Regions from separate parts of the Homo sapiens genome. Here regions 1, 2, 3, 5, 6 and 7 are each linked to region 4. A link is a contact called in ENCODE Hi-C or POLR2A ChIA-PET data. All regions are on one chromosome and are shown on one strand. Each heading gives the region's core, a stretch centred on a gene start or an enhancer-like site at or near the end of the contact. The rest is flanking DNA. Distances are from core to core; before and after follow the strand shown. Region 1 holds the start of HEXA-AS1 (HEXA antisense RNA 1). Region 2 holds the start of TMEM202-AS1 (TMEM202 antisense RNA 1). Region 3 holds the start of MAN2C1 (mannosidase alpha class 2C member 1). Region 4 holds the start of PML (PML nuclear body scaffold). Region 5 holds the start of PKM (pyruvate kinase M1/2). Region 6 holds the start of IMP3 (IMP U3 small nucleolar ribonucleoprotein 3). Region 7 holds the start of FBXO22 (F-box protein 22).

Evidence for each region. Hi-C counts contacts between places; a loop is a spot of excess contacts on that map. ChIA-PET counts read pairs that join two places held with the same protein, here RNA polymerase II (POLR2A). Pooled maps may share reads with other maps.
Region 1: a pooled map shows a loop between it and region 4 (10-fold over the local background). The contact joins the promoter of HEXA-AS1 here to the promoter of PML in region 4. A Hi-C loop is called at or near these places in 2 of 37 single-sample maps with no recorded cell type and 8 of 50 pooled maps.
Region 2: a loop to region 4 is called in a map of sigmoid colon, with 8 times the contacts of the local background. The contact joins the promoter of TMEM202-AS1 here to the promoter of PML in region 4. A Hi-C loop is called at or near these places in 1 of 168 maps with a recorded cell type or tissue (sigmoid colon), 2 of 37 single-sample maps with no recorded cell type and 11 of 50 pooled maps.
Region 3: a loop to region 4 is called in a pooled map, with 10 times the contacts of the local background. The contact joins the promoter of MAN2C1 here to the promoter of PML in region 4. A Hi-C loop is called at or near these places in 7 of 50 pooled maps.
Region 5: a loop to region 4 is called in a map of OCI-LY7, with 14 times the contacts of the local background. The contact joins the promoter of PKM here to the promoter of PML in region 4. A Hi-C loop is called at or near these places in 1 of 168 maps with a recorded cell type or tissue (OCI-LY7), 8 of 37 single-sample maps with no recorded cell type and 10 of 50 pooled maps. POLR2A ChIA-PET finds 5 or more read pairs at or near these places in 3 of 52 experiments (BJ, GM10248 and activated CD4-positive, alpha-beta T cell).
Region 6: a loop to region 4 is called in a map of B cell, with 10 times the contacts of the local background. The contact joins the promoter of IMP3 here to the promoter of PML in region 4. A Hi-C loop is called at or near these places in 1 of 168 maps with a recorded cell type or tissue (B cell), 1 of 37 single-sample maps with no recorded cell type and 5 of 50 pooled maps. POLR2A ChIA-PET finds 5 or more read pairs at or near these places in 1 of 52 experiments (activated CD4-positive, alpha-beta T cell).
Region 7: a loop to region 4 is called in a map of B cell, with 18 times the contacts of the local background. The contact joins the promoter of FBXO22 here to the promoter of PML in region 4. A Hi-C loop is called at or near these places in 1 of 168 maps with a recorded cell type or tissue (B cell), 1 of 37 single-sample maps with no recorded cell type and 6 of 50 pooled maps.

What each region holds. Positions count from the first base shown.
Region 1 is chr15:72,374,056-72,377,672 of GRCh38, forward strand. HEXA-AS1 (HEXA antisense RNA 1) reads left to right here and starts at 2,058. Exons shown (of 1, transcript NR_027262.1): 1 at 2,058-3,617. It overlaps HEXA (hexosaminidase subunit alpha), which reads right to left and starts at 1,959. Exons shown (of 14, transcript NM_000520.6): 1 at 1,665-1,959. The coding sequence starts at 1,917. RefSeq lists enhancers at 1,195-1,750, 1,751-2,307, 2,199-2,338, 2,669-2,718.
Region 2 is chr15:72,472,909-72,476,171 of GRCh38, forward strand. It overlaps TMEM202-AS1 (TMEM202 antisense RNA 1), which reads right to left and starts at 1,331. Exons shown (of 4, transcript NR_135678.1): 1 at 967-1,331. It overlaps ARIH1 (ariadne RBR E3 ubiquitin protein ligase 1), which reads left to right and starts at 1,422. Exons shown (of 14, transcript NM_005744.5): 1 at 1,422-2,106. The coding sequence starts at 1,732. RefSeq lists enhancers at 786-885, 2,336-2,545 and silencers at 1,126-1,465, 1,317-1,513, 1,556-1,785.
Region 3 is chr15:75,366,827-75,370,088 of GRCh38, forward strand. It overlaps MAN2C1 (mannosidase alpha class 2C member 1), which reads right to left and starts at 1,781. Exons shown (of 26, transcript NM_006715.4): 1 at 1,657-1,781; 2 at 1,247-1,372; 3 at 685-808. The coding sequence starts at 1,757. SIN3A (SIN3 transcription regulator family member A) reads right to left here. Exons shown (of 21, transcript NM_001145358.2): 21 at 2,553-3,262. RefSeq lists a silencer at 1,448-1,527 and enhancers at 1,554-2,086, 1,658-1,977, 1,662-1,956.
Region 4 is chr15:73,992,489-73,995,975 of GRCh38, forward strand. It overlaps PML (PML nuclear body scaffold), which reads left to right and starts at 2,228. Exons shown (of 9, transcript NM_033238.3): 1 at 2,228-2,453. The coding sequence starts at 2,325. It also overlaps a transcript of STOML1 not described here. RefSeq lists a silencer at 1-33 and an enhancer at 2,641-2,810.
Region 5 is chr15:72,229,197-72,232,550 of GRCh38, forward strand. It overlaps PKM (pyruvate kinase M1/2), which reads right to left and starts at 1,994. Exons shown (of 11, transcript NM_002654.6): 1 at 1,920-1,994. RefSeq lists silencers at 866-1,375, 1,936-2,435.
Region 6 is chr15:75,638,183-75,641,683 of GRCh38, forward strand. IMP3 (IMP U3 small nucleolar ribonucleoprotein 3) reads right to left here and starts at 2,042. Exons shown (of 1, transcript NM_018285.4): 1 at 911-2,042. The coding sequence starts at 1,986. The coding sequence ends at 1,432. RefSeq lists an enhancer at 1,687-1,746 and a silencer at 2,037-2,196.
Region 7 is chr15:75,902,072-75,905,686 of GRCh38, forward strand. It overlaps FBXO22 (F-box protein 22), which reads left to right and starts at 1,807. Exons shown (of 7, transcript NM_147188.3): 1 at 1,807-2,032; 2 at 2,420-2,558. The coding sequence starts at 1,893. RefSeq lists enhancers at 975-1,634, 1,459-1,548, 1,635-2,292, 1,909-2,008, 2,029-2,078 and a silencer at 2,129-2,198.

The DNA of each region.
Region 1 (3,617 bases), core at 808-3,307, 1.6 Mb before region 4:
TAGGAAACAACCTATAAAGCTTTTGAGAATCTTATAATTCACTGTGTACCTCCCTCTGTTTCATATTTTCGCAATTGAACTATAGAGCCTAGGCCTAGGTCTTAAGACTTTTCTTGTAACCTTCAGAGTGCCCAGCACTGGGATTGACATATACCAGTTAGACGGATTTTTTTTTCCATAAACCAGGCTCAAACTCTTCTAAACCAAAATCAACATATTCTGAGTGCCAATCTTGGGTAAGGCACTCTATTATTTGTCATGAAGGATTCAGAGGAAAATGTGATCTACCACACTCAACAGCAGGCCTCTTATCCTCTCCAGCTTAATGCATTTTACCAGTTAAGGACTACCCTGATGCTGAGATTGTGTTTCTTTCCCCAAATCAAATGTCACTCTCTAAGGGTCATCTGTATAATTAAATGCTTTTAATTCTATATATCAAATGATAACTTTTGTGAAAGTAATTTAAACACACTTGAAACATCATATAAAATATTACTACAAGACTTAACCGTAAATGTGGCTCCCACCCCCATAACATCTATACAATATAACCAAAGAGCTAGATTCCAGATTATCAAGAAACTTCTAAATTTTGAACCCATGCAGCAGAATTGTATTCCTTTACATTGTTGGCTCGACTTACAAATGTGCTGTGGAATAATTATCCTCAAATACAATTTTCAGTACTGATTACATAGCTGCCTAAAAGAAAACTGTTAGCCCCTTCCATTTTATGTGAAACCAATGTCTAAAGCGCTCTTGACTCTTCAACCCCACATTTTCCCCACCCTCATCCCTCCTCAATCCCCAGCCCCCACTCATCACATCCACTAGACCTGAACTTTGAACTCAATCATAATTCTTTGTGCCTCTGCTCAAGCCCTTCTTCCTGCCTGGAATACCCTCTTTTCAGTCCCGGCTAATTACATCTACCATCCCATTCCAAGTGGCCGCTGGAAACTCACTTCCTTATGTTCTATGATTTCTTTCACAATTTACACTTTTTTTGTTTTGTTTTGTTTTGTTTGGGGGGGGGGGTTGTTTTTCTGAGAGGGAGTCTTGCTCTGTTGCCCAGGCTGGAGTGCAGTGGCGCGATCTCAGCTCACCACAACCTCCACCTCATGGGTTCAACCGATTCTCCTGCCTCAGCATCCCGAGTAGCTGGGACTACAGGCGCGCGCCGCCACGCCTGGCTAATTTTTTGTGTTTTTGGTAGAGACGGGGTTTCACTATGTTGGCCGGGCTGGTCTCGAACTCCTGACCTCGTGATCCGCCCGCCAAACATTCTATGTGCCAGAAACTTGTATGTAACTTTGCATAGTTCTTGTATTATGTCTCCCCAATTTTGAGTGTTTTCTCTGGTCTCTACTCAGCCCTTGCTCACAGTCTCACTAGGACCCTGGCTAGCTTGAACACGGTCAGAAGGATCACCTTAGATTTCTGCTGGCACAGTATTTTCCATAAATTAATCTCCTGATTGAACCGTAGTCCTATAGTAGTTATCTTTGGATGAAAACCTAATGCAGCTCGAGGAGGAAGTGGAGTGCCTGTGATCAGAGGGCTGGACAAAAGCCCATAGGGCGTCTCTGGAGCCCTGGGGGAACTGTCCCCAGGCAGGCACTCTCAGGGCCCAGGAACAGGGCGGGACAAGTCCGACTCACCTGTGAGGTAAGGACGGGGCCAAGACCCGGAACCGAAAAGCAGGTCACGATAGCGCTGGAAGGCCTCGTCGAGGACTGAGCAGCCGGGCTGCGCGGCCGAGCTGACATCGTACTGGAATTGAAAGTTGTTCGGGTAAAGGACGTAGCGCTGGTCGGAGGTTTGGAAGTTCTGAGGCCAGGGCCAGAGGGCCGTCGCCCGTCCTGCGAACGCTGCCGCCAGCAGCAGCGAAAACCAAAGCCTGGAGCTTGTCATGGCCCGCTGGTCTCCCCTCTCGGAGGGGGCTGGCCACGTGAGACCCTGGTCAGGTGAGCGGCGCCCCCGTGACTTATCGGCGAATCACGTGACCAGAGGCGGCTCTGCGCCTGCGACCCCAGGAGGACCCACACCCTGCCCTTTCACTTCCGGCCTGGACCTGAGGCTCCTGCTACGTGCAGCGGATTGTGCCGGGCGTCGGCAACTGCTCGGCTCGCCAGACTGTTCACGGGCCCAGTAGAGCAGTAAATAACCGGCCACCCCTGCGGCCGTGCCGGCCGTGATGGAACTAGACAGCTCACCCGACTCGAGAAGAACGGGGTGGGGAGGCGAGGACGCAGGGCGACCTGGAGAAGAAAGTTTCCCAGATGGCTCTAGGGTGAATCTTGAATGTTGTGATGCAGCTCGCCAGGCCTACGGGGAGGTAAAGGACTTGCCAGGCTGAAGTAACTTCAGAAGCAGAAAAACGGAGGATTAAAACCACAAGTCGTTGTGATGTGAAATTTCGTGGGGCAAGAAAGGGCCGGAAGTAGGTAGTCTGCACGGCTCTGCTAGAGAGAGGATCACAAGATCACACAAATGTGATCTACTTATGACTGGAAAAAATGTGTACTTTCAGAGCCAGCTTGAGGCATTCCATTGCCTCCAATATGAGCTCTTCCCTTCAAGATTGACTATAAATCTCTTAGTTACAACTCACATCCCCTTTCCCCAGACAAAACCCCACATAGCCCGGTGTGTATTTACTGAAAGCAGTAAGATATTGCTGGGGCTTTGGGTGCAAGATGGAGAGTGCTCAGAGATAATGACAGGGGCCTGGTCCTGCAGGGCCTTACGTAGAAAGTCAAGGAATTTATTCTCTGAGCAATTGAAAATCATCCCGAAAGATCTGCATTTTAGAAATACCATGTTGAGTAGTTGCATAAGAAACCAGTTAGGAGGCCCCTTTTTATTGGAGGTAGAGAATAATGAGAGACTGAACTACAGAAGTGGGGAAGGAAGACAGCTGTAGATCCAAGAAATAGTATCCGGAAGAGAGGCTTGAGAAGTGATCAAGGAGAATTCCACAGTTATCAGAGACCCTGTCTTCCTTGTTCACCACTATATTACCAGAACATAATACAAATAATGCTATTGTTATTGGGTGGCATTATTTGGTTAGTAGGTACTTTTTAAAATTTTTAAATTTAATTTTAGTATTAAAATACATGTAAAGATCAGGAAAATGAACTTTTAAAAATAAAGGGCTTTCACTGGGCATGATAACACATCCCTGTAGTCCCAGCTACTCCCAGCTATTCAGGAGGCTGAGGCGGCAGGATCACTTGAACCAAGGAGTTCAAGTTTAGCCTGGGCAGTATAGTGAAACCCTTTCTCAAAAACAAATAAAGGGCTACTGAAATAATGATAATTTATATTCAGGTCGTAGGTACCTAATTACTAGTTACACATACATGGCTTTGATGGGAAATCAAAGAAACATTCTGACAATACAGAGATTCATCAAGCAATTTGTCTTTGAAAGTTGATTATTCAAAAACAGAGCTTGTAGCAAAAGAAGCAGAAATTAGATCCCACAGTCATCAAGTTTCAGATCCTAAGGCTTGCATTCTTACACCAATTTCTTCTTTGCTTAAATCTTAATTTTCATCAGCATTAATTAAGTGTCTGGGTACTCTGCCAGTCAGGAGAGATGTTAC
Region 2 (3,263 bases), core at 81-2,580, 1.5 Mb before region 4:
CTTACAAAATGGACAAATTGGAAGAGGCTTTTTAACATTATAATGGAATTTTTCACTTTTCAAAATCAATTTCCAAAGGGAACCTATAGGTTGAACAGTAAGATTTATCAACAAATCAGGGGTTTTGATTTTAAAAGGTTTTCAATCTGGCCAATTCTTCAGATTATCTCAAGAGGGAGCCTTCTTATGCCTCTTCTTCCTTCATAACACTTCTCTGGCTCGCATGTCCTGTTTGCAAAGATTTAAGCCCACTCTTAGGCATAAAATGCTCTTAACTGACATGACCCCTGACTAACTTGCCTAATATTTTGCCATGTACCCTCCATGCACTTTAAGCTCCCCAAACTATTACTTACTTGACACCTTCTGCGCTTTTGCTTGTTCTCTGCGGCTAGACCATCTTCCCTACCTTCTCTGTTGAACTCCTAGCCATTCATCAACACTCAGCTCACATAGCACACTTTCAGATGAGATTCAAGCATTATCTCTCTGGCTACATTTGGCCCTTGTAGATATTTCTATTATTGCCTGTATTTTGTTGAAGCATTCATGTCTTTTATGTACTACATAGTACATAATATATCTACATTACAAAGCATTTTTATGATTCATGTTTTGGGGCATCCAGCGGTTAAAATAGGGCAAGGGTTATGTGGTCTTGGCCAGGTCCCTTTTCCTTTCTGAGCTTCAGGTTCCTCAGGTATAAAATGGGTACTATGGCTCCGTGAAGATGAGACAGAATATATGTAAAGCCCTTACACAGTGCTCAATTCATGAAAATCATCGCTGTTTACATTGTTTAGGGCCCTCAAGAGGCGCTCTTGTCAGCGGGGTGGAGGAAATGCCTCTTTAAAATGACGTCATTATAGGAGACTTAAAAACCACTGCACGTCTGTACAAGTGGACAGAATCACACAGCTACCTAAAGTGGGTTCACCTGTCATACAGTTTAGAGGTTCCACTTACAACAGGTTTCCATCAGTAGCCAAAGCAACAGAAATTTTAGCTTAACGGCTGAGGGCTTCCGGGATTACCGCAGGGCGGGCGGGAAGCGCCTTTCCGCTCCGGAGGGAAGGCCGCGTCCCCAAGGGACTGCCTAAGTGGGCTGGATCCCTATGGCCTGCGGCAGACACCACCACGTAGGCGGTCCAGGGGTCCCTCTCTCGGTGACTGGTGACCAGGAGGCCGCAATCTCTTCACATAAAAGGTCTACGGGTTTCCGCTCGGCCCTCACAGCGGCAGCGGATCGAACCAGGAAAGCAATTCCCGCTCGGCTCCCCTCGGGTCCCAGGCCCAGGAAGGCCGGGCCGTGGGGTCTCCCCGGGCTCCACGCAGGGGCGGTGGGGCGGGGCGCAGTGACGCAAAGAGGAGTGACGCGACGACGCAGCGCGACGCGGTGACGCACGCCCCTTTGTTGGCTCAGTAGCGATAGCAGCGGCCGTGGAGGTGGCGTTGGGGACTGTTTTCTCTCGGAGGCCGGAGCGGAGCCGCGTCTGACTGAGGCGGGCAGCAAGCGGCCCCCTCGCTCCCTCCCTCCCTCCTCCGCGCCCTCCCCGCCGCCACCAGCCGTCAAACGCCAACCGCCGCTCCTGGGGAGGAGCCGCGGCTCGCGGGGCCGGAGCCAGGCCTGCGTCCGGACATCAGCCGGAGCCGGAGCGAGAGCCGGGGCCTCGGCGTCCCCGCCCTCTCCCCGCCTCGGCCAGCGTCCGCCGGGCCCCCGCGCGTCGCGCCATGGACTCGGACGAGGGCTACAACTACGAGTTCGACGAGGACGAGGAGTGCAGTGAGGAGGACAGCGGCGCCGAGGAGGAGGAGGACGAAGACGACGACGAGCCGGACGATGATACCCTGGATCTGGGCGAGGTGGAGCTGGTGGAGCCCGGGCTGGGCGTCGGCGGGGAGCGGGACGGACTGCTGTGCGGGGAGACGGGCGGTGGCGGCGGCAGCGCTCTGGGGCCCGGCGGTGGCGGCGGCGGCGGCGGCGGCGGTGGTGGTGGCGGGCCGGGGCATGAGCAGGAGGAGGATTACCGCTACGAGGTGCTCACGGCCGAGCAGATTCTACAACACATGGTGGAATGTATCCGGGAGGTCAACGAGGTCATCCAGGTGAGGGTGGCCGCCGCGCCAGCTGGACCGGGCCCGACGGGGGAGCGGATTCAGGCGGCACGCGCGGTCCCGAGGGACAGGCCTGGGCCTGGTGCGCAGCCTAGCCCGGTGCCTCCCGGCCTTGTCTTCTCCGCTGCCTCTGCTGGGGATAGAGGGTGTCGAAAGCAGAGGTTCGCCGATTAGCCGGGTGTGGGGAGGTGCGCTGGGGGCGGTGCTTCCCAAGTCCTGCTATGGCGGAGGCCTTCGGTCGCCTAAGCCTTCTCTTGCGGGCAATTTCTGCCAGTCCCTGGGCCGGGTGTCCTTTCTCTGGCCGGGCGATCGCCTACTGGGGCGGGGCGGAGGAGGTGGGGTGGAGAAGAGGAGTCAGGAAGAATTGGGCCCTGACGGGACTTACCCCGGCCGTAGCCTCATTTGAGCACTTTTGGAAGGGATTAGAGTAGGCCTAAGAGCAGCTTGGTGTACAGTTGCCCCAAGTGGGCACCAGTTAATAAAGAAATGGATCTTGGCAGTCTCAAGTGCCTACTTAAAGGTGGGGGAAGGGAAGTATTTCTCGGAAGAGGTGCTGATGGGCCTTCTTTTCAGATGGTGAGGCTTCTGCTTACATCTTTTTTATGTCTTTGCTGTTTGGGACCTAATTGCTACTTTTTCTAGTCGTAGCAGATGACTTGCTTGAAGCTGTTGGAATAGTTACTGCATATTGCATACCCTTCCTTGTAGCTAAAACAACAACAAAACGCAGTGTTGTCTAATATTGGACAAGACTCTATTGTGAGTTAGAAAGCAGAGGTTTTCTGCTTGTGAACTCCTTTCTCTGATATTTTCTATTTTGTGGTAAGTTAGGCTTGGTGTAAGTTGATAACCACATCTCATTTAACCATGTGCGTCAGATTTTGCATTTTTGAGCTTTAGAAACTCAAAAGTTTTCATTTGGGGAAAAAAAAAACCTCAGTTCTCCTGAGGAGTCAGGGATATGGCTGAAGAATAAAAATGAAGCTTGATTCAGTGCAATTTTTAGAAAACCTGGAAGGAAACATATATGAGCAGCAAGTTACTATTGCCTCTTTTATCAGTATTATTTCTTTTTTGTTTAACTTAAATTGGTTGGCTAAATATTCATTGACAAATTAGAAGTATGTCACTGTCAACTCGTTGACTTT
Region 3 (3,262 bases), core at 531-3,030, 1.4 Mb after region 4:
TTATGGGAAGGGCCCTGGGAAGGGGTTAGGCAGCCTGAGTGTGGATTCTGGTGGCCTCTGCACCCCTAAATAAATACCGGGAAAGAAACTCCGTGAAGTCAGGGGCAGGTTTGCCTCATTCCCTGCTACACCCTAGTGCTTAAGGGTATGGCCCAGAATGGACACCAGGAGATATTTGCTGAGCCAGTGAAGGGAGGAAGGGATGGTCTCTGCCTTCTTGTAGCCAGGAAGAACAGTCTTAACCCCAGATTGAGAGTCAGTCCAATTTGAAATAGAAGCTGTGTGAACCTGAGTGAGTCAACTACACATCTGTTTCTTAATTTGTAAATGGGTATAAAGACCTACTAGATAGGAGTATAAGGACTAAACCTGATAAGGGTGGAGCATGAATAAGACACTTAACAGTGGTTATAGCTGGGGAATGGGATGGGTGATAAGGAGAGATCCATTACTTTATCTAGAACTGTTTGAAATGTTTTCCTATAAGTTTGTATTATACACAATAAAAACTAAGGACCAATTGCACAGATGCCCAAGTGGCAACTTCCCTAGTCCTGAAATCCTGATACCACCCTGTGGGCAGAGCAACTCAGCTGTGGCTTCTCCAGAGTCCACAGAAGAAGGGCTGTAGTCATTTCAGGGCTGAAATGTGGCCATACCTGGCCCTAGGACAGGGTTCCTCACCTGGACAGGTTCTCCATCACGCCACACCAGACCTTCTCCATCACTTTCCCAGCAAAGGTGAACTTCCTGGCCCACCCATGCCTCTGGGATGGTCAGCTCCACCCGGAACCAGCAGGTCCACCATCTGCAAGAGAGCTGTTGTGATAGGCCTAGAGGTAGAAGTCCTATCCTGATATCCTTCCTTGGATAAAGTGTCGGCAGGGGCTTGAAACTCTCCAAGCATCTGCAGTGTCACAAGGTACTCAGCTTTGAGTCACAAGAAAGGAGCAACAAGGTGAGAAGCAAGATGAGGGAAACAGGCAGAGGCGTCAAAGGTTCGTGATCCCTAGGGTGCCCTTCCTAAGGGATGTCCAGAGGCGGCCACGTGGGAATGAAAACCATCCCCTGAAGACCCAGGGACCAGAGAGCTGTTCCCAGCAGAGGGTGCTGCTCCCAGCAGAGGGTGCTGCTCGATCCCACGTAGTTGTCTACGGCAGAGGGCAGACAACGAAGGTGTGGCTGGGAGCTGGGTTGGGACTTCCCCTAGGCCTGTGGCCCCGCCCACCCGCTGGGCGTTACCTACGTGGGTCCGAAGCTGTCGCCGACCTGCGCGGGGCGGAAGTCCCGCTGGACTGCCTCCTGGTAGGGAAGTCTCTCCGGCGTCAGGAAGCTGGAGAGCACAGCCACAGGGCAGCTGGCCCCAAAAAGCCTGCGTGGGACGGGCCGGTGGGCACATGCTGGAGGCCGCCCCGTTTCCGCCTGGGGGCCAGCTGGCCGGTGGGGCCGCACTTTCCCTGGATCCTCCGCCAAGAGGGCTGCCTGGCCGCTCCGCGGCACAGTCCATTCCCTACCCCCTCCTCCCCGGCCCCTGCCCTGCCCGCGGCGGGCACTTTGTCCCGCGGCCCGGGTGGCTGCAGCTTAGGTTTCTCCCCGGAAGGAAAGCTTGAGGCGCACGGTTGCGGTCGGCCGGCTGCGGGGGACCAGGGGCCACACCTGCCGCGGAGGTTACAGTCGGTAAAGTAGAGCGGCGACACGAACTTCTCCACCCGCTCCAGCGTGGTGCGCCAGTGCTTCAAGGCCGGCGCAGCCGCCATCGCCGGGCTCTCGCTCCTCTTTCCGGAAGGCCCCTGGCGCTACCGTTCCGCTCCACGGCAGGAAACCAAAGGTTCCGGCGTCCAGAGGGCGCCTCCCAGTCCCGGGCAGCTTTTCTTGGAACACCGGCGGCTCTCGGAAGCCCAGCTGCTGTCTGAACTTTGAGCCGAGTTGGAAGCTAGAAACTGTTTTTGAGGCTCTCCTATGTTGTCCGAAATAGTGGGCCGCAGGGAAAATCTCAAAATAAAATGGGAAATTTGACGATTAGAACTCTCGAAAGTCTCAAGACAGAGACTTAGGCCATTCGGCAAGACAGGCGGGAGCCTCAGCTGCTGCAGACCCAGCCTCAGAAGCAGCAACCGGGAGACCTCTGGCTCTAGCTGTCGGTGAACACGGAAAGTGGTGTTTGCTTAACGTGGAGCCAGACTACCCGGAATAGGTGTTTTCATACCGGACGGAGATCAGGGTGTTAGTGAGCAGGGTGGTAGAGCTTTACGCCCAAGTTACTACGACTTACTCGATTACACGCTTTACTGAATGTATATTGCTAACTCTTGCACATCACCAGAAACTCTGGAGTTTGAGGTGGCAGAACAGTCATGGCATTGACGATCCCAATGGAAAAATGTATTTCACCATACAGGACTGTAGAGTCCCGGGAAGCCATAATACCAGAAACAGACCTCCAGTTTCATTCTCATCCCTAGTACTCCACTGACAGCTTTATTTTTTTTCTCCTGGGGTTGCCAAGAGTCTTTGTCTATAAAATCATTAGGAACAAAAAAAAATACACAAGATTAGCCCTGATATTTTAATGGAAATACTGACCAAGTTTACAACATTTCAAATGCAGATCACACGGAAAGGTGACTAAGTACAGAATAACAAATGTGATTTAAAACAAAGATAACCTGCTGCTGCATATAATACAGGTTGGGTTTAGAGCTTGGAGCTCAGATGTCAGACAGCAGGAGGAATAAAAATGCTACTTGTGAAAACCCAGGCTGTAGGTAAAACTTACTCTTTTGTTGGTTGCACTGGTGGGTTGGGACTTTCTCCTGAACTGGCCTTGAAATCCTATCCTGACCTGCAGGCAAGTGCTCTGGACAAAACACTGCAGGGGCAGCAACAGCTGGGGCTGACCCTGATCACACCCCACCAATTTCCCCTATGGTTCCAGGTCAACATGACCTTTCTTGAGGGAACACGGGGATAGGTGAATTATTTGAGAAAACCTCAAGATCTTTCCCCTAAATCAGTACACATGACCACCGCCAAGTCAGACACTGCCCCAGCTTTGCCCTAAAATCTCATCCCACAAAGCTCTTTTTGGCACCCTACACTTTGGCTCACAGTCTCTTCTCCCCAGTACAAAAAAAGCCTAAAATCAGGCCAGGGTGGCTCACACCTGTAATCTCAGCACTTTGCGAGGCCGAGGTGGGAGGACAGCTTGAGGCCAGGAGTTTGAGACCAACCTGGGCAGCATAGCAAGACCCTGTCTCTACAA
Region 4 (3,487 bases), core at 978-3,477:
CCTCTTCTCCTACTCAGCCCTAGAAAAGCTGGAGGGGAAGCTGGGCACGGTGGCTCACTCCTATAATCCATCAATTTGGGAGACTCAGGCAGGAGGATCGCTTGAGGCCAGGAATTCAGGACCATCCTGAGCAACATAGTGAGAGCCCATCTCTACAAAAAATTTTTAAAAATTAGCCTGGCGTGGGATGCCTGCCTGTGGTCCCAGCCACTTGGGAGGCTGAGGCGGGAGGATCTCTTGAGTCCAGGAGTTTGAGGCTGCAGTGAGCTATGATCGTGCCACTGCACTGCAGTCGGAGCGAGAGAGCAAGATCTCATCAGGGTTTACAGGAAGCCAATCTTCTCCAGGATCAAGGACATGCTATATCAGCCTTCTCAGCACTCCTTCTCTCACACTGGAGGCAGGACATGCCATATCTGGACTTTGGGTTTCTCTGGGACATAGTCTGCAAATTATTCCTCTTTGTGAACCCACAGCCCAGCAAGCAGGGACTGGCATAGGGCAGGTCTCAATACTTATTTGTTAAGTAATGGCCTGGCCAGGTCACCGTGATCAAGGTGGAGTAGGAAGGCCTGAACTTTGGCACAAAAAGAAAGAAGTTTCACATGCAGACTTCGGGGAGCATGGGAGTGTAAGGAAGAAGGGGATAGCACAGAGCTACATGAGGGCAGGGGCCCCAGAGCACCACAGAGGTGAGGCCCTCAGTCCTGCAGGTCCAGAAAGAGCATGCCCCTTGATCCAGGTACCTGGAATTAACTTGCCTCTCCAGGGCTTGAGAAAACCTGAATGCAACTCGTGAATTTCCTTTGAGAAGTGTTAACTTCCAACAGGACTTTGGGGTAGTCTGGGAGCAGGCTATCTTCCAAAGCAAGCAAAGAAATGAATAAAGCTTCCCCAGCTCTGCCTCCTCAGCCAATCGCCTCTGGCCTCCGAAGCCCCATCCTGCCATAGCCCACTTCCAGGTCCCTTGTGCAGATGGCTGCCCACCATATTTGGCTTTCATGGACTGATTCTCTAAAGGCCTGGGAGTACTGACCAGGCTGGAGGGAAGGGCAGGCTCCTGAGGCCTTACAGTCCCTAGGAAGTTGCGTATCTGCCCAACCCCTGCTCTCCACCCTGCAGACTGTAAGGTTTACAAGAGCCAGGCCCTATCATCATCCTTTCTAGTCTGTTTCTAAGTTGGAACAGAGTACGGAATGGGTACACAGGAGCCAGCACAGTGGTTGCGATGGTTTAAGTTTGAAGCCGGGGCGCTGACCCAGTGAGGTCACCTGGAACTGTGCCCCTTTCCCCTTACCAGCTGGGAGTCTGACATGCTTTTCCATTGGCGAAGACCTAGCTGGCTCTCCCCTCACCCTCTTCATACCCGCTCTCCAGCTCTCCCCCTCCCTCCTGCCCCCACCACCTCAGATCCACCAGCCTTTCCAGCTGTCACTCAAGGCATCATCCTGCTCCCTCACCTCCAGTCACTGGCTTCCCAGGATCTCTGAATCAAGTCCCTCCTCTGCATCCCACAGCCACTGTCCTAGACCAGGGCACCTGCTCCTAGGTTGTCAGAGTGACTGTCCCATCATGCACAGCTGATCGTGTTGTTCCCTGGTTCCAAATCCTTCAGCAACTTCCCATCACTCACAGAACTGGTTCAATCTCCTCAGCTAGGATCTTGTCCTAGCACACTCCTTGGGTATCATTTCTCATGAATTCCCTCTTAAATCTGAAAATGGCCAAAATTAGTTCCCAAACAGGCTTTTGCAAGAGCTATCTTTTCTGTTTCAAGTGTCCCCCGTACCCCACCACCTACAACCCTAAATCCCTGGTGAATTTCCACTGCTTTTGCAGGTCCCAGCTGTGGGCTCTCCTTTCCAGAATGTCTCCGTTTGCAGGCTTGCTCTTCCATTACATCTACGGCTCTTAGAAAGCAGGGGCTGCGTGTGGCTCATCTTTGTACGCCCAGCTCCCGGCAGGACGTGGCACGAAGCAGTGCCAGTGTGAACGGATGAATGGATCAAAGCCGGGAGCAGGGCTGCCCCCCTGCAGCTCTGCCCTACCTCTCCCGCTTTACCGTAAGTCAGCGGTAGGTCTGCAGCTCTCCGCCTCTACCTCCTCCCCGCTCTGGGCGTGTCTTTAAAACCCACAGTCGGCCTCTCTGCCCCCTAGAACCGCCCCCAGCTTCTGTCTCACTTCCTCTCCAGAGGCGGGCCCTGAGCCGGCACCTCCCCTTTCGGACAGCTCAAGGGACTCAGCCAACTGGCTCACGCCTCCCCTTCAGCTTCTCTTCACGCACTCCAAGATCTAAACCGAGAATCGAAACTAAGCTGGGGTCCATGGAGCCTGCACCCGCCCGATCTCCGAGGCCCCAGCAGGACCCCGCCCGGCCCCAGGAGCCCACCATGCCTCCCCCCGAGACCCCCTCTGAAGGCCGCCAGCCCAGCCCCAGCCCCAGCCCTACAGAGGTACTATTGGGTTAGGGGATGATGGGGTTAAGCTTTGTTGGTTTGCTGTGGTGGGGAGAGGCGGGAAGAGAGGGTCTAACGGAGGATTTGGTCAAGTACCCTAGAGAGTGACACAAAGCGGGAAGTCCAGACACCAGGGTCCTGACCGTCTCGGGTGGGGCAGGGAAGGGAGGGTAGGATAGAGTAGAAAAGAGGACACGGAGGAGTTGGGGCGGCCTCGCTGGGCTGCGGTTTCTCCACTGAGCAGTTGGGCAAGGTGAGAAGGGTCAGTGGCCTCCGGGCCTGGGCCCTTCCGCCCACCCTCGAGCCCTGCCTCAACTTTGCCTCAGATGCAGGACTTCAGATTAGGGAGGATGGAGGTAGTACCCCTGTTGCGCTGGCCTGGAGCCAGGGGCATGTCCCAGGCACGGCAAAACTAAAACCAACTTCCCAGATCCGAGGTGAGAAACTGGCTCAGACTGAAGAGGTATCTTTGCCAAGGCCTCCCAGCTCATGTGGTTTCTGCTTAAGGAAGCCTCCCCAACGAACCCTTCTCTTGCCACACCTTTCCTGCCCACCTCCCACCTCCCCCGACAAAGGAACTACTTGGGTTTCTTGCTCTGCTGCCTTTCAGGCCCTTTTACTCCCCTTCATGAAAGTACAGAGGACACCGTATTACAGTAACTTTTATAAACATTATTACAACTAAGAATAACATTACTTAACAATACTAGGTAACATTTATGAGCACTTCAAATGTGCCAGGTACTGTATTAAGCACTTTGGTTTTTTTTTGTTGTTGTTTGTTTGTTTTGCTTTGTTTTTTGTTTGTTTGTTTATCTGTTTGTTTTTGAGACGGAGTCTCACACTGTCGCCCAGGCTGGAGTGCAATGGTGCGATCTCGGCTCACTGCAACCTCCTCCTTCCGGGTTCACGCCATTCTCCTGCCTCAGCCTCCCGAGTAGCTGGGATTACAGGCCACGCCACCATACCTGGCTATTTTTTATATTTTTAGTAGAGATGGGGTTTCACTATGTTGGCCAGATTGGTCTCTA
Region 5 (3,354 bases), core at 744-3,243, 1.8 Mb before region 4:
ATTGTGCTCAAAAATAATATATTCAGTCACAGGCTTTTCTTCTGGGTATTTCGCCAGAGATTAGACACTTACTGAGTGTGCCACATCCACGTAAGCATGAATCCTTTCAACCATCATGAGGAAAATGTTACTCCCAGTTTTCCCAGGGGAAACTGAGGTGTAGAGGCTGAACTCCTTCAGAGTCTCAGGAAATTAATGAGTCAAACCTGATTCTAAACGCCTTTTTGACAACTTCCCAATGTCTCTCTCCACGTGGACCTTCACTGTCGGCCTCACTTTAACCCGTACCAGCAAAGGTCCAAGCCCTGGGTCTGGAGTACGTAGATTAAGAAGCCAAGGGATGCCCTTACATGACTGAGTCTTTAAATGATCTTCAGACTGGAAGGTGCTTTCCTGCATCTTCTAATCCAGTGTGCTTGCCACCTGGTGAGACCTTACGAGGCTTCCTGTCCCCCTCCCTCCCACAGCAGGAAGCTCGTACCCCACTCCCAGCATTACAGGAGATACATTTTAAGATTGTGAGCTCGGTGGGCTATGACTCGTCTAGTCATCCTGGTCTCTAACTCTGACCCCCAAACAGCCCTTGACCCACACCGTTTGCGTTCAGTGAACGCGACAGATTTCCTGCCCCCTCCGTAACCAGATCCCCACCCCACCCCGCGGCCTCCGCGTTCCACAATCAGGACGCATTTGTTAAAAAATGTGCCGGATAATTAAAAAAAAAAAAAAGAAAGAAAAAAGAAAGGAAAAGAAAGAAACGTGCCGGAGAGGCGCGGAACGGGCGAGGGCCAGGAGGCCCCAGCAAAGCCTGCAGAGGTTTATCCCGCCCGTTACGAGGCCCAAGGCCATCGCCCGGTGAAGCGGGGTGGGCCCTGGGCGCGGCCGCTACGTGCAGCCCGGCCGCGGCGAGATGGAGCGTGGTCCCTGGCGGCCACCCGGCAAGGGCCGGTCGAGCTCTCGGGCCCCGAGCCATTCCCAGGCCCTCGCAGGCCGCCCATCTAATCCCGGCCACAGGGGACGGCACCGCGCCGCAGGGGCAACCGCCCTGCCTCCCGGCAGCGGGGCAGGCCAACGTTACGTAAGTCTCCAGCTGCCCCCGGGCCGCCGCATCCCGCCCGCCGCGCGGGGCACCCAGCCCAGCCCTCCGCCCGCCCGCCCCGGACACGGGGCCTCAGCACCGCCCGAGCCTGCTGGGAGCTGGGAGGCGGTGATGGAAAAGGGGGGTGGGACCGCGCTCGGAGACCGGAGCAAGTGGGCGGGCGCGACCAGAGCAGAGAGGGAGGGAGGGAGCGGACACGCCAGGCGAGGAAGGGGATGCGGGGGAGCGGACGTGACCAGCAAGCAGGGGGAGGGGCGGCGAGAGGGAACTGGGGCGCGGGAAGGGCGGTCGCGCATGAATGGAGAATGGACGCGGGAGGGGAACCAGAACGCAGTTTCAATGAGTTACACAGAAAGCATTAGAATCAGGGGACACGCACAGCTTGAAGAGGAGGGGGTGGAAGGACCAGACTTAAGGAGGAAGAGGGGAAAACGAGCACGGAACAGGCGGCGCGGAGAAAGGGGAAGCAAGGGTGGAATCAATCACGAGGGACCGAGAGAAGGCAGGCGAGGATGGAGGCGCATTGAGGATTGGGGCAGGAGGAAGAGGATGGGACCAGAATGAGGGGGTAGGGCTGGGGCGGGAAAGGAGCCGGCGGACCCGCCTGATCTGGAAGGAACGGCGCTGGGGACTTCTGAAGAGCAGGCCCCAGGCGTGAGGAGCCGTTCTCCTCTCTCTGAGCTCCACTGCATCCCAGACGCCCTGGATCCTGCGCCGCCCTGCCTGCGTGCCCGGGGCCGGCCGGCGCGCCGGGATTCCGCACTAGCCGGGCGACTGGCCCTTGGTGGGGACTGATGGCGTAGCCTCCTGCACCGCTCACCTCCGGCGCTGACCGACTCGGGCTACGCTGCAAAGACGAAGAGATCCGGAGCCACGGCGCGTGCAGCTGCTGTGCAAGGAGCCACTGCCTCAGCCTCAAGGTTATCCCGCTGCGGGCCGCCGCAATCCCTCCGCCGCCCCGCCCTCTGCCCAATCCCGGCTCCGGGCGACCCGGGCCCCGCCCCCTGCGTCCCCGCGGGCGCAGTCACCTTCAGGAGGAAGCGCGGCGGCGGCGGCGGAACGCGCGGGCAGGTTGCCCTTTCGGTGGGACTAAATTCTGCGGCGGAAGGACACAGATTCAGAGTCACATTTTAAGAAACCTGATGACCAATGGGGACGCGGCGGGGCAACGGGGCCCGCCCCCGGAGCGACTTTCCTCCCAGACCCCCGGGCGCCGGGCCACCTGTTGCCGCCAAGTTGGGCTGCCAGATGGGGTGTCTTTTCTTGGCTCTCGGCCCAGGCCACCCCAGCTGTCCCGGCCTACCTGGGCAGGGCCCAGATTTATGGGTTCCGGGGCAGCATTCTCCCGGCCCCGCCCTGCCACTCCCCACTCCTCCGGGTGTCTGCTCTGGCGCACCCTCGGAGACTGAGCTGAACGGAAAGTTGGGGAGAGCTGCAGACTTGTGCGTGGTTGGAGGTCCTGGCCGCCTTCGGAGGGGCTCTGGCACTGGAGCGGCAGTAGGGAGAACTAGGGACTGCGAAGTGGGCCTGGAGCGGGAGCGCGAGGCCGTTTTCCTCTTAGGACCATTCATTGTGTTAGGACCGCGGAACAAGGAAGGACCGGTTGGGGCCATGTGAATAATTTAGTAGGGTCTGGAATCCTGCAGAGCGAATGCCTCAGAGTAGAAAGTAAATAGACGGTGTTGATATTAGCGCAGAGCTGGGCATCTGGAAATATCAAGTCAGAACATTAGGGCCGATAACCTATGCAGGAGTCAGCATTTCTGTTTTCACCTTTGTCGTGTTTAAGTCAGTATTGTTGGAACTTTTCTTACATTTTTCTACAAGACATTTTCTGATTTCCCAGTTGTTAGCCAGCAACTAATGATGCGAGCAGTTATCAATTAAACAGCTGTTAACTCTTGCCTTCATTCACAGATACAATGTTGCGCATTCAAAATGTGAAGACCGTTCTCTTAGGTTCTTTTTTTATTTTCCTGGCAAAAGAGACCAAATGGGTGTGACCTGCTCAGGCATACCCGCTGCCTGCAGCTGAATCACAGGCCTTCATTCGCTTCCTGTTAGCTCAGATAAGCTGGGAGGAGACAGTGACAGCCTAAAAGTAAATTTCTGTTTGAAGTGAGATAAAAATCTTTCACTTTCTTCTGTAAGTCTTTCCTGGTCCCTTTAGTTGTTGTTGGGAAGGAAATGCTTGATTATTAAGGTGGTGAAAGAACATGAAGTTGTTGAGAAGGAAAAAAGACATGCCCCCCTAG
Region 6 (3,501 bases), core at 792-3,291, 1.6 Mb after region 4:
ATGCCAAAACCCTGTGTCTACAAAAATTAAAAACTAGCCAGGGGTGGTGGTACATGCCTATAATCCCAGCTACTGGGGAGGCTGAGGTGGGAGGACTGCTTGAGCCCAGGAGATCGAGGCTGCAGTGAGCTGTGACAGCTCCACTGCACTCCAGCTTGGGCCTTGTGTGAAAAAAAAAACAAAAAGAAAAAAGAATAAAGAAATCTTGAGTAAAACTTGGTAGTCTCCCTTCTTATTCTCTATCACTGCTATCATCTAAATTTCCAGGAACCTCCTGGGCCACTTCTAACCGCTAGATGGCCAAGCTACAGAGTGATTATTTCCTTAGGCAAGCAAACATCCCAGCCCTCTAATACGGTATTTCCTGGGGCTGGAATATCAACAGGAAGTTATGTGAGGAAGAGCTCTGCCAAAACACTCATTCCAAGGAAGGGACTGGTAAAGTGACAAATTTGCCCAATCCTGTACAACATCCTGCATCCTCCACATGTGGCCCTGTTGCACATCTAATCCACAGGCAGGTCACTCGCTGCTGACTCTATTCTTCTCTGGGCTCCTGGGACGTATAAATATGACTCTATGTAAGAAAACCAGAGGCTGGGCGCAGTTTGCTCATGCCTGTAATCCCAGCACTTTGGGAGGCCGAGGCGGGCGGATCACGAGTTCAGGAGTTCCAGACCAGCCTGGCCAACATGGTGAAACCCTGACTCTACTAAAACCACAAAAATTAGCCGGGCGCGGTGGCGGGCGCCTATACTCCTAGCTACTCGGGAGGCTGAGGCAGGAAAATTGCTTGAACCCGGGAGGCGGAGGTTGCAGTGAGCCGAGATCGCGCCACTGCACTCCAGCCTGGGTGACAGAGCAAGACTCCGTCTCTAGAGAAAAAAAGAAAACCAGACAGATTAAAAAGTTGCACTTACAAAGCAGTTGGGGCATTTATTGACATTTAAACAAGGGAGGAGATCCTGAACACTAGTCTCGCTCAGTTTATAAAAACTTGAGGCCAAACTCTCCATCATCTGTACACAGCTTAACCACGGCCAGGAGCAAGAATTCGAGTTAAACGAATTGAACCAGTCCAACCACAAGACGATAAAGGGAAACAGGGCGTGGGGATTTCCAGTTTTTCCTTTTACATTACAAAGTTTCCAACACAAGAAGCCAACAATACCCCAGTGCTGCACCAAGTTACTTCCCACTGTTTCCCAAGGCACAGTCAATTAATAATCAGTAGTCCAAGTTCTAAGAACATTCCCTGGAAAACAAGGACGCACCTCCCGTGGCTCTATGCATGGCCTGCCACTGATGAATCAAATTCTTAAGAACCTACGACCGTCTGATACCCTTGAGGAGAGCACCCTCATAGAATCTCCAGCATCAGGCCTCAGTTTTCCCATCTGTAAAAGACAGCCATGCAAAGTGGGAGATCCGCTAGGCTTCCAGATCGAAGTCATCGCGCTCCTCATTGTACTCTAGCACGTGCCGCTTGATCTTGGACGAGTCCACCCAAGTGACAAAGTCCTCCATGCTGCGCGTGACAAGGAAGGCGGGGTCGGTAACCACGTCAGGGCCCACGCGTACGTGCCCTTGCTCCACAAAGGCCACGGCAGCCTGAAGGTGCTGCGCCATGCGCAGCTTGAGGAGCACGGTGGGGAGGCGGCGGCGGCAGAAGGACGAGGCCGTGACGAAGTCGCAGAGCTCCAGCGAACCGCGCGTGGGCACCAAGCCGAGAGCATACAGCTTGTCCAGCAGCGCGGCCGAAGCGCGCACGCGGAACTGGTCGCGTTCGGGCAGGTCGCGCAGGCGCCGCGCCAGCTCACGCACGGCACGGCTCAGCTGGTTGTAGCGCGTGTAGTCCTCCCGCCGCTGCAGCCGGTAACGCCGCAGCACGCGCAGCTCGTGCAGGTTGTGGTCGGTGACCTCCCAGTTCAGGAAGTCCACCTGCTTCAGCAGCTTCTGCTCGTGGAACTTAAGCTTCCGCACCATGATGGCGGCAGCCGCAGCCGCAGGACCCGAAGCTGAGAGCGCGTTCTGGCATCCGCGCGATTTCCGCCGCGGCGCCCCAAGACCTGGACGGCCTGGGACCCTGGGCCAATGAAAGAAAGACTTAAAGTCACGCCCTCACTTCCCATTGGCCAGGGTGGGACCACGCCTCTGCACTGGGATCTCGCGTTTCTTCTTTTCTTCGCGTTTGCGAGGGAGGGGGTAGAAGCACCGGAGGTGGGTGGTTGGGAGCGGGTCCCTAGGCGGTTCCGCGCGGTTTTTAGTAGCCAAGACTGTATCCCTTTCTGCGGCAATCATTTCCTCCTAGACTTCTGTCCTTTGGGGACTTTCAGAGTCTCCCCCGCAAGAGCTGAAGAGGCCATTTCTGGGGAAGAGGGGTGACTGCGGCTTGTTGATTGGGTTTACTGTGCTAACTTGCACTGGGCTCCTGCCATGCCTTGGGGGAGCTTGCCGGAGCCGGCTCTCCTGGGGCTGACCTGGTAGTCCCCGCCGCCCGCCAGCGTCAGGTCCTTCACCTGGCATGCAGAGCGATCTCTCATTGTCAAGTTGGGATAGGTGGCACCGAACCCATGAAATACTGATTGGCTGCTTCCTAGGCCCACAGAAAAGGGATCTATAAGGGAGTCGCCTGGAAATCTGTATTATTAACTAAAGTGTCAGATGATTCATAAAACCCAGCAAGTTTGAGAAACTTGGACTATAACTACAAGTCCAAACCCTTTAGTCTGTGCTCAAATGAATTATCCTGACATGAATTTCTGGCCACCAAGCATTGAGTTAACAAATTTAATGCTGTTTCCGCTAGTTGCATCTGTAAGTTACATCTGAGTATAGCGCTGCAGACCTAACCCCTTTTTGCCCGGGCATTTGACGCCACCTAGCTTCTCACTGATCATTTTTGTTTTGTATGCTTTTCATTGTCTTTTACAATACAATATTTGAGGGTTGGGCGCGGTGGCACATGCCTGTAATCCCAGCACTTTGGGAGGCTGAGGTGGGAGGATCATTTGAGGCCAGGAGTTCAAGACCAACCTAGGCAAAAAAAAAAAGAAAAAAGAAGCGAGATCCCACCTCTGTAAAAAATCTTAAAGAATTAGCCAAGCATGGTGGTGCGCACCTGTAGTCCTGACTACCTGGGAGGCTGAGGGGGAAGGATCATTTGAGCCCAGGACTTGTAGGCTGCATTGAGCTACAATGGTGCCACCGCACCCCAGCTTGCACAACAGAGCCAGACCCTGTCTCAAAAAGATATATATATATATATAAAATATTCGATATCTGGAAAATAATATAATATGTAAATTATAAAGTATAATAAATACTCATAAACTTAGCCAGTTTAAGAAAACATCACCAGGCTAGGCATGGTGGCTCATGCCTGTAATCCCAACACTGGGAGGCCAAGGTGGGAGGATCACTGGAAGCCAGGAGTTCAAGACCAGCCTGGGCAACATAGTAAGACTCAGTCCCTATGGACAAAAAAAAAAAAAAAAAATT
Region 7 (3,615 bases), core at 557-3,056, 1.9 Mb after region 4:
GAGCTCATACTCTAAAGGCACCTTCTCCCAGAGGGATGGGAGGCTGGGGAGTTTAAAGAGTTAGCTGAGGGGCGGGGGAGGTATGAACGGCATGCACAGACTGGAGTTCCAGACAAGCAGGCATAGTCCCTGAACATGCTGCTTCATACATCCATGTTCGTAAGATGCCAGTGAGCTTTCTTTAGGGAGAGGATTTTAGCATTATGTTAATTATCTAAAGGTAACTGGAGGGCGCCTGTTTATCTTCCTCTGGTATTCCGCAAGGGGTCAGGAAGCTCTGGTGACATCTGGGCCATCTGGCTTCCTTAAGCAGCTGCGCCTATAAATAGACTATGGGAAAAAACTGGCTGGGCTTGGTGGCTCATACCTGTAATCTCAACGCTTTGGGAGGCGGAGGCAGAGGGATGTCTTGAGGCCAGGAGTTTGAGACCAGCCTGGGCAACATAGACCCTGGGTCTACCAAAAAAAAGAAAAAAACCACAGCTACTCAGGAGGCTTATGCCACTGACAATGTCATACTATCCACCAGTGGGGGAAGGAGGATTTGGGAAATAATTGTTTTCCATAAAAATATTTCGTTAATGTATAACATCGGTTTTTTAAAAAGAGTTAAGCATTAAGATGTTCTGATTTAATTTTTAATATGGTAAATATTGATAGTCATAACACACATAAACTATTGGTCGTGTCAATATTTTAGGGTGTAAAGGGTCCTGAGGCCATAATGAGAACTGCTAATTTAGACCAAGTTTCTGCCCAAGATCTGGCGATCAAATCAGGGCTCCCTTAGGAAGGAATTGGCGGGAGGAATGGATGTTAGGTGGGGACAAACCTGTGTCTGCTGTGCTTCCATTTCTTGGTGGTTCTCAGTTTGAGCATGCATCAGAATCGTCATAAAGTGTGTTAAAACAGATTGCTGGGCCTCACCCCCAGTGTCTGATTCAGGAGGTCTGGGATAAGGACCGGGAATGTGCTAAAACTTAGTAGTTTCCAGGTGAATCTGATGTCCCTGGCGGGGAACTGGTGCACAGCTTGGGGCGTGCTTCACAGCAATCATCTCACTCAGCTACCTTAGAATGGCAGGTGCTATTTATGCCATTTTACTCATTCGAAACTTTAAACCTGAAGATTACAACGAGTTAACTAAGTTTACAAGGAATAAAGGCAGTGATTTTCACACACTAAGACAATTTTTTAAAAGCAAACGTCCGTTTATAAATCGAGCTTATGCTATTTAAACAGGCATTGGGACTACGAAGAGCAATAAGTACTACCTAGTCCCTGCAAGGAATTTGTGAATTAGAGAAAGATGTAAACTCAGAAATATGGCGGTGCCAGGGCAGTGAGAGGCACAGGCACAGAAGAAGAATTTATTTTCACTGCAGGAGGCCTCCTAGAAAGTTGCCAGGAGCGGTGGCTTATGTCTGTAATTCCAGCACCTTGGGAGGCCCAGGCGGGAGTATCGCTTGAGCCCTGGAGTTTCAGACCAGCCTGGAAACCCGTCTCTACAAAAAATACAAAAATTAGCTGGGCGTGGTGGCGGGAGCTTGTAGTTAAAGCTACGAGGGAGGCTGAGGCGGGAGGATCGCTTGAGCCTGGGAGGTAGAAGCTGCAGTGAGCAGAGGCCGCGCCACTCCACTCCCGCCTGGCCACAGCATTAGACCCAATCTCAAAAATGAAGAAAACAGTTCCGAGCGTATTACGGAACGGAGTACACCTCGGAGTACGGGCTCCAGACGAGGGAACGCACCGGCGTTGCCACGCCCACCTTCCCCGTCCAGCCGGAAGTGGCGCGGACGCCTGCTCAGTGCGCGCCGGCCGGGCAACCCTATGCTGGCGTAATCGGGTTCCTCCGAGCCGCCGTAGGACTGGTTCCGGCGGGCTGGTGAGGAATGGAGCCGGTAGGCTGCTGCGGCGAGTGCCGCGGCTCCTCCGTAGACCCGCGGAGCACCTTCGTGTTGAGTAACCTGGCGGAGGTGGTGGAGCGTGTGCTCACCTTCCTGCCCGCCAAGGCGTTGCTGCGGGTGGCCTGGTGAGGAGAGGAGGCGGAGGCGGGAAGCTTGCCTGGGGACACGCCGTGGGCATGTCCCAGGCTGGCGGGGTGGGGGGAGAGACCCTTGGGACCCACCAGGGCCGTCCCCGGCTCGCTCGCCCTACCTGAGGTGACCCCCTACCCGCGAGGTATCTCCCAGCCGTGGTGCCCCGGGGGGACTTCCCTGAGGGGCGAAGTTCCCCTTAAGGTTTTCTCCATATCTGGCTCTTCTTCCGAACTAGCGCCCTGACTGACACCTACCTACCCCGGGGACTTTGGATCCCGCAGGGATCTCCTGCTGCTGCGCCAGCGGGTGGGGGTTTGTGAGCTGTGGGAGAGACGAAAATGAACGTCCGTTCGCAATCCTTTGTGCGTTTGCGTCCTCAGCGTGTGCCGCTTATGGAGGGAGTGTGTGCGCAGAGTATTGCGGACCCATCGGAGCGTAACCTGGATCTCCGCAGGCCTGGCGGAGGCCGGCCACCTGGAGGGGCATTGCTTGGTTCGCGTGGTAGCAGAGGAGCTTGAGGCAAGTAGCAAGGGGTGTCATGCACAGTCATTTGCAGGTTGGTGGTTCAGTCTTTGAGAACTATTTTTTTTTAAATCCCAGTTTTGTTAATTAAAGGAACATCTCGTTCCGTGAAAAGATTTTGTAAACATCAGTTTTAGTGACTACACGGTAAGGATGTGTCATGATTTATTTGACCGTTCATCAAATGTTGGGCCTTTTTTTTTTTTTTTGAGACGTAGTCTCGCTCTGTGGCCCAGGCTGGAGTGCAGTGGCGCGATCTCGGCTCACCGCAAGCTCCGCCTCCCGGGTTCACGCCATTCTCCTGCCTCAGCCTCCCGAGTAGCTGGGACTACAGGCGCCCGCCACCATGCCCAGCTAATTTTTTGTATTTTTAGTAGAGATGGGGTTTCACCGTGTTAGCCAGAATGGTCTCGATCTCCTGACCTCGTGATCCGCCCGCCTCGGCCTCCCAAAGTGCTGGGATTACAGGCGTGAGCCACCGCGCCCGGCATGTTGGGCCTTTTAAGTATCCACATTTTCACTATTAACAACAACGCTGTGCAGAACCTTCCCTTCACCTGCTTCCCTTGAAGCAACTTTTTGTTGTCTGTTTTACCGGGAAGACAACTGGGTGTGTCTTGCTCAGTGAGCACACCTAGAAAGCCAAGAACCAAAACTTAAAGCCAAATATTTCAACTTCTGATCCTGTACTCTTTTGCTTCTCTGGCCCCCAACTTCAAAAGGGGAGCCAACACCAGGAGAGATGAAGACTCGAACTGTGGAGTCAGAGGGGCTGCAGGGTGTACCATCTCTGGGGAGTGGAAGGGAACCATTTGACAGTAAAGTGCCAACCTGCTGCTCTGTCACTCTGTTTACTTTAGTACGGCTTACAGACAGACATAACTACGGTGCAGCCGTCACAATCAGGAAATTATCACTGATACATTTCTACCATTTTATCCTCAGACTCGGTTCAGATTTTGCCAGTTGTCCCAGTAAGGTTCTTCATGGCAAAAAGATCTGTTCCCAATTGCAATTTGCTCTGAGTAAGTCCTGTTTCTTTAATCTCCTTTGA